Linked DNA regions of Homo sapiens: region 2 is linked to region 1. Evidence: chromatin loops called from intact Hi-C (ENCODE). Cell type or tissue: A673. All regions are shown on one strand. Each heading gives the region's core, and the rest is flanking DNA. Links, peaks and the distances in the headings are about the cores only. Region 1 overlaps DNAAF5 (dynein axonemal assembly factor 5). Region 2 has its middle 4.6 kb from the start of ADAP1.

Region 1 (2,824 bases), core at 325-2,824:
CTTGTAGGCTGGGTTTCCGTCTTTCTCTGAACACACGCACCTGTGGACGTGCCAGGTCCCTGGGAGCTCCCTTTACAGATGTGTAGAGACGGAGCGGCAGCGCTGATGTCTCTTCCCATGCTGTGGCCCCAGCATGCAGGGCGAGGGACGGCCCAGGGGTTGGTGCACTTGCGTCCGAGGGGTCGAGGGGCCCCTCACACGTGTGTCCTCTCGGGCAAGCTCCCTGCCATTCATTTCTGGGTCTTGTGACAGAGACAGACGACGGAGCCTCGTGCTGGATGGGAGCTGGATGGGAACTGCTTGGTGCACAGGTGGGGGTCCTCCCAGTCCGCAGCCTCAGAATCACCTGCAGGGCTGACTGCGGCCCACCTGTCTCTGCCTCAGTAGGTCTGGCCTGAGGCCCTGCAATGTGCCTTTCTAACAAGCTTCCAGGTGAGGCTGCTGCCACTGGCTCCATCGCCACCAAGGACCACCGACCCAGGGGCTCTTGAGGGCTCTTCAAGGATGTGGCAGAAGCCACAGAGGTCAAAGGGCACACAAGGAAGAGGTGGAAGACCACCCCTGAGGGCCCCCGAAATCCCTGTGGCCACGAGTTACAGAAGCTGGCGCAGGGAACAGCCATGACGGTGCAACTCTGAAGGGGACCAGAGGGTGGCGAGGGTGTCTAGGGCAGGGGATGTGAGTCCATGGGGCAGGCTCAGCTATACATGCTGACCTCCCAATCCGGACACTCCAGCCATCCCCAAGGCTGAACTCCCCCAACCCTGACACCCCCCAGGGGTGACCTCCCCTAACCCAGACACCCCCCAAGAGTGACCTCCTCCCACCCTGACTCCCCCCAAGAGTGACCTCCCCCAACTCAGACACCCCCCAAGGCTGACCTCCCCCAACCCAGACACCCCCCAAGGCTGACCTCCCCCAACCCAGACACCCCCCAAGGCTGACCTCCCCCAACCCAGACACCACAAGGCTGACCTCCCCCAAACCAGATACCCCCCAAGGCTGACCTCACCCAACCCTGACACCCTCCGAGGTTCACCTCCCTCAACCCAGACACCCCCCAAGGCTGACCTCTCCACCCCGGCGTCCCCCCCAGGCTGACCTCCCACAACCTGGACACCCCAGCCACCCCCAAGGCTGACCTCCCCCAAGGCTGACCTCCCCCACCCAGACAATCCCAAAGGTGACCTTCCCCCACCCAGACAAAACACCCTCCATCAAGGTTGACGTCCCCCAACTCTGAAACCAACCCCCATCCAGATTGACCTCTCTGCACCTGGACACCCCACCTGCCAACCAGGCTGACCTCCCCCTACCCAGACACCCCCAAGGCTGGCCTGCCCTCACCCTGATGCCCCCCAAGGCTGACCTCACCCGACCCTGACACCCCCCAAGGCTGACCTCCCCAACCATGACACCCCTCCCAACGCTGGCCTGCCCTCACCCTGATGATGCCCCCCAAGGCTGACCTCCCCCAACCCTGACACCCCCCCAAGGCTGGCCTGCCCTCACCCTGATGCCCCAGCCCCTCTCAAGGTGAGTCCTATGGGGCCCTCCTTACCAGGGGTGTTCCCCGAACGTGTTGGGAGCTCCTGCCCCCTGGTGTCCAGAGCGGGCACTACGACACCCCACAGAGGAACTCTGGAATTCTAGAGGCTGGGATCCCTGCCTGACATGTCGGTTAGTTACCAACTCACAAAGTCAGGCATACACAATCATTAAAACAAACATTTTTAATTAAATTTTCAAACATGAAAGTATAAACGTTAATATTTGTTGAAAAATATATACGGCATTTCCCCCGTGTGAACACAATGGCTTCCGGTAACACTACCCACTTACAATGAGATCTTTTAGGCACTTGGGTGTAGAATGTGCGAGAGGGAAATGCAACTTTACTTTCCTGCTACCTATAGGGGCAACCACAATTAGATCTCATGAAATATTGTTTTCAACACTGTTAGCATTAACACCGACTTAAAACATACGGTGACCGGACATATAACCTTTAAAGTCCCAGTATATTTAAAACAGGAGAAATCTGATAAGTTGTTAGGATTCTAAATTCCTTTTAGTCTGTTCACTGAGATATTAAATTTCAGTAGACAGAACCCAAAAAGAGATTTCATTTCTTTCTAATCACTTTGGCTTCTTTCTTTTTTGTTAAGTAGGTAAAAACCTTCTTGGTGGGCACCTAAGCAGGATGCAGCCAATAGTTCATGAACCAGCTGCGCACGTGAGGCTTAAAATCTAAGATGCTGCTGAAGTGGCTGCGGGAGGAGCGGCTGCGACTTACTTTTAATTTCAAATCAGCTGCAGATGTTTGGGAGCCCTCTCGATGAACAGAACAAATCACATAACATGCAGAATCCACTCAGAGGCTGTTATTCCAGGGAAAGAGTGGGCAGGTGTCCTGAGGAGTACATTCTTGCTGTCACAGTCTCACTGCTGGCACAGAGGTGCCTTGTTTATGAGATTTAAAGGCCACAAACTCTGGCTCAGGTGGGGACAAGGGTGTGCCGTGGCTGAAACCAGCGTGGTCACTGTGTGGCTGGCACGGCCTGCACATGCTGCAGGAGCTGCTCGCAGTAGGTGGCCGAGCGGTGCTTGTGGATGACGGCCTCCGTCTCCCTCACCAGGAGATCTGGGAACAGCCCGCTGCCCTCTTTGAGGACCTCTGTAAAACAGAAAAACACCTTGAACATGCCAGAAACAAACATGAAACCAATCTTACCTCTCGTGCAAATTGGCTTTGTAGTGAAGTTCAAGCATCTGTAAAAGCATCTGCAAATAACCTGACGCTGCTGGGTGGACATACAGTAGT
Region 2 (2,899 bases), core at 245-2,744, 170 kb before region 1:
AAGCCCCGGAGGGCTGGACCCTACACTCTGGGGCAGAGTCGGCCTCATGGGCTCAGCCCATGCAGCCAAGCAGGAAGAGCTGCTGGATTCTTATTTAAACACGAGAGAAACGGCCTTCAGAACGAGAACTTGCATGCACAGGGCTCACGTGAACGGCACGTCCTGCGTGTGACCGCACCCGCCATCCGACCCTCTGTGCCTGGCTCCTGTCAGTTCCCACAGCACCCGCCATCCGACCCTCTGTGCCTGGCTCCTGTCAGTTCCCACAGCACCCGCCATCTGCTCCTCTGTGCCTGGCTCCTGTCACTTCGCACAGTGTGTTCAAGCTTCGCCTGTGTCGTGGTGTGTTCACGGCTGAGTCGCACTCTGTGGTGGGCACAGACCACTCTTGGCTTATCCACCCATCAGCTGGTGGACGTGTGGGCTGTCTGCATTTGGGACTGTTCTGAGTAACGCTGGCTGGGCATGACGGCTCACGCCTGTAATCCCAGCACTTTGAGAGGCTGAGGCAGGTGGATCACCTGAAGCCAGGAGCTCAAGATCTGCCTGGGCAACGTAGCAAGATACAAAAAACCCCACAAAACTTAGCTGGGCATGGTGGCGCACACCTGTATTCCCAGCTACTCGGGAGGCTCAGGAGGGAGAATTGGCTTGAGCCTAAGAAGTTGAGGCTTCACTGAGCTATGATTGCACCACTGTACTCCAGCCTGGGTGACAGAGCAAGACCCTATCTTGAAAAAATAAATAATAAGGCTGGGCGCTCATGCCTGTAATCCCAGCATTTGGGGAGGCCGAGGCAGGCGGATCACGAAGTCAGGAGTTTGAGACCAGCCTGATCAACATGGTGAAACCCTCGTCTCTGTTAAAAATACACAAATCAGCCAGGCGTGGTGGCTCACACCTGTGATCCCAGCTACTCAGGAGGCTGAGGCAGGAGAATTGCTGGAACCCGGGAGCGGAGGTTGCAGTGAGCCGAGATCATGCCACTGCACTCCAGCCTGGGTGACAGAGCGAGACTCTATCTCAAAAGAAAAAAAAAAAAAAGAGAAAAGGAAAGATGCTGCTGAGAACACTCGTGTCCAGGTGCGTGTGGACGTGTTTTCTGCCGTCCTCGGGCGCATACCGGGGAGTGGGTTTCCAGGGTCCCACGGTAGCTCCATGCCAGCCCGTTTTCCAGGGCGGCTGCACCGTCTTACACCCACCAGCGCTGTGGGAGGGGCCAGCTTCCCCCATCCTCACCGGCACTGTCTGTCTGTAAATCCTAGCCTCCCTCCACCGGCCCCCCGCCAGGTCTTCACTGCATCCTGGTGTGATTGGCATTTCCCTGACGACTAATGGTGCTGAATATTTCCGGTGCCTGTCGGCGGCTGTGTGTCTTCCTTGGGGACGCATGTGTTCAGATTCTTTGCCCTTTTTTTAATTGGTTCACTTGCCTTTTTATTACTGAGTTGTATGGGTTCTTTATAAGTAACTGTTTCTTGAGGCTGCACCAATTTGGGTGTGAACTTTGTAAACACTACTGCCCGATGGTCGCTGCGGAAAGGGGCCAGGGCTGGTGGGGGGAGAGCACCTCCCGGGGTCCCGCGTCGGGTCTGGGCCTCCTCCCCATGCCAAGTGCGTGATTCCGGCCCCCGAGGACCCTGCTGGTCCCAGGCCTCAAGAGATGGCACCTGGGGAGACCTGGGCCGTGACTGGAGTGGTCAGGCCAACGCCAGCTGCCCAGCGGGGGAGGAAAGGATGGGGGATGGCAGGACCCCTGCCCGGGCGCAGTGCCCAGCTCCATACCTGCCACCAGCCCGTCGGTTATGGGGATGGCTCTCCACGACCCCCTTCTCCACTCCAGACCCCATCTCTGTTTGGAAAACCAAGCAAAAGATATGTTCAAATGCCCCAAAACCCAGTAAGCCAACCTGTGCACCCACCTCCATGGCATGACATCTTGGGGAGGCCCCTGAGGACTCCCTGCTTCCAAAGGGGTTTCCGGGTCTAGCCCCACTCCCAGAAAATTGTGCTGAGACCACCTCTGGTCCTGGGTGGTTCCCCCTCCCCTGCATTTCGGGGCGCAGTGGCTATTTCTGGGGAATCCCCGTGTCTCCTTTAAGCCCCTCCTGAGCAGAGCTCTTTAGGATCCGTATGCTGCTGAACTCCTACTCCAGGTGCCCGAGGGGTGGCAGGGCCCTCACAGCAGTCAGAAGGCCCAGGAGGGTCTGCGCAGGGCCAAAGGCACGTCGCAGAGGACAGGGTGGAGGCCACAGCCAGTGGGCTTCCCTGGAGGGGGCCGGCCACATGGGGGCCCAACATCACGACCCCCATCCCCACAGCTGAGGCAGGTAGAGCCAGGAGCTGCCCACCCCTGCGCTGAGCCTGGATGTTGAAGACCCCTGCTTGGCCTGCAGGGCGGCCTACTGAGCTCACGGCCATCGTGCCAGACGCTGTCCAAGCGCAGATAATTTGACTGAATTAGCCCCGGCCCCTGTGCGGGGTGGAGAGGGAAGTGAACCTCCACAACCTCCCCTCCCCTGAGGCAGCTCCTGGTTGAGCAAGCTCGGCTGACTGTTGGGCAAGATGGTCGCAGAGCAGGGCCCAGCCCGGCCTCAGTCCATTTGCCCCTTCCCTGGGGAGAGCCCCCTTCTGCCTGTGCTGAGAGGCTCACCCCGCAGCTGCAGGCCTGGGAGGAGCCAGCTTCCAATCAAAGTCGCCTGCTGGCCTACCACGCGCAGGCCCCGTGCTCAGGCGACGCTGGAGGAGCTCGCCCTGCTCTCGGGAGCCCCCTGCCCAGGGTCTGCTGTGTGGCCGAGTGGTCACAGGAGGCGGCTGCCTCTGGCTCTGGACTAGGGAGATGCTTGAGGAATGAGTGTCAGGGTCCCTGGTGCAGCCGTGCGGGTCAGTGACAAGGGGC

What was found. A loop is a pair of places that touch in the nucleus more often than their neighbours do. Peaks named below come from ENCODE experiments on the same cell type or tissue, not always from the same donor. Only the 100,000 strongest peaks of a DNase experiment are listed, where the experiment ranks them.
Region 2: a loop joins it to region 1, with 2.8 times the contacts of the local background. A loop is called at or near these places in 21 of 110 quality-filtered maps.

Annotation. Positions count from the first base shown.
Region 1 is chr7:785,370-788,193 of GRCh38, reverse strand. DNAAF5 (dynein axonemal assembly factor 5) reads right to left here. Exons shown (of 13, transcript NM_017802.4): 13 at 1,719-2,677. The coding sequence ends at 2,541. Among named protein-coding and RNA genes, the nearest start is that of SUN1, 46 kb to the left of the region's middle. In A673, for the core only: CTCF peaks have their summits at 637, 1,417 and 1,616 (motif pointing left); a DNase peak (open chromatin) is centred at 1,573.
Region 2 is chr7:957,799-960,697 of GRCh38, reverse strand. No RefSeq gene overlaps it. Among named protein-coding and RNA genes, the nearest start is that of ADAP1, 4.6 kb to the right of the region's middle. RefSeq lists a silencer at 2,411-2,470. In A673, for the core only: no CTCF peak of the experiment used is centred there; a DNase peak (open chromatin) is centred at 1,307; H3K27ac peaks cover 468 bases.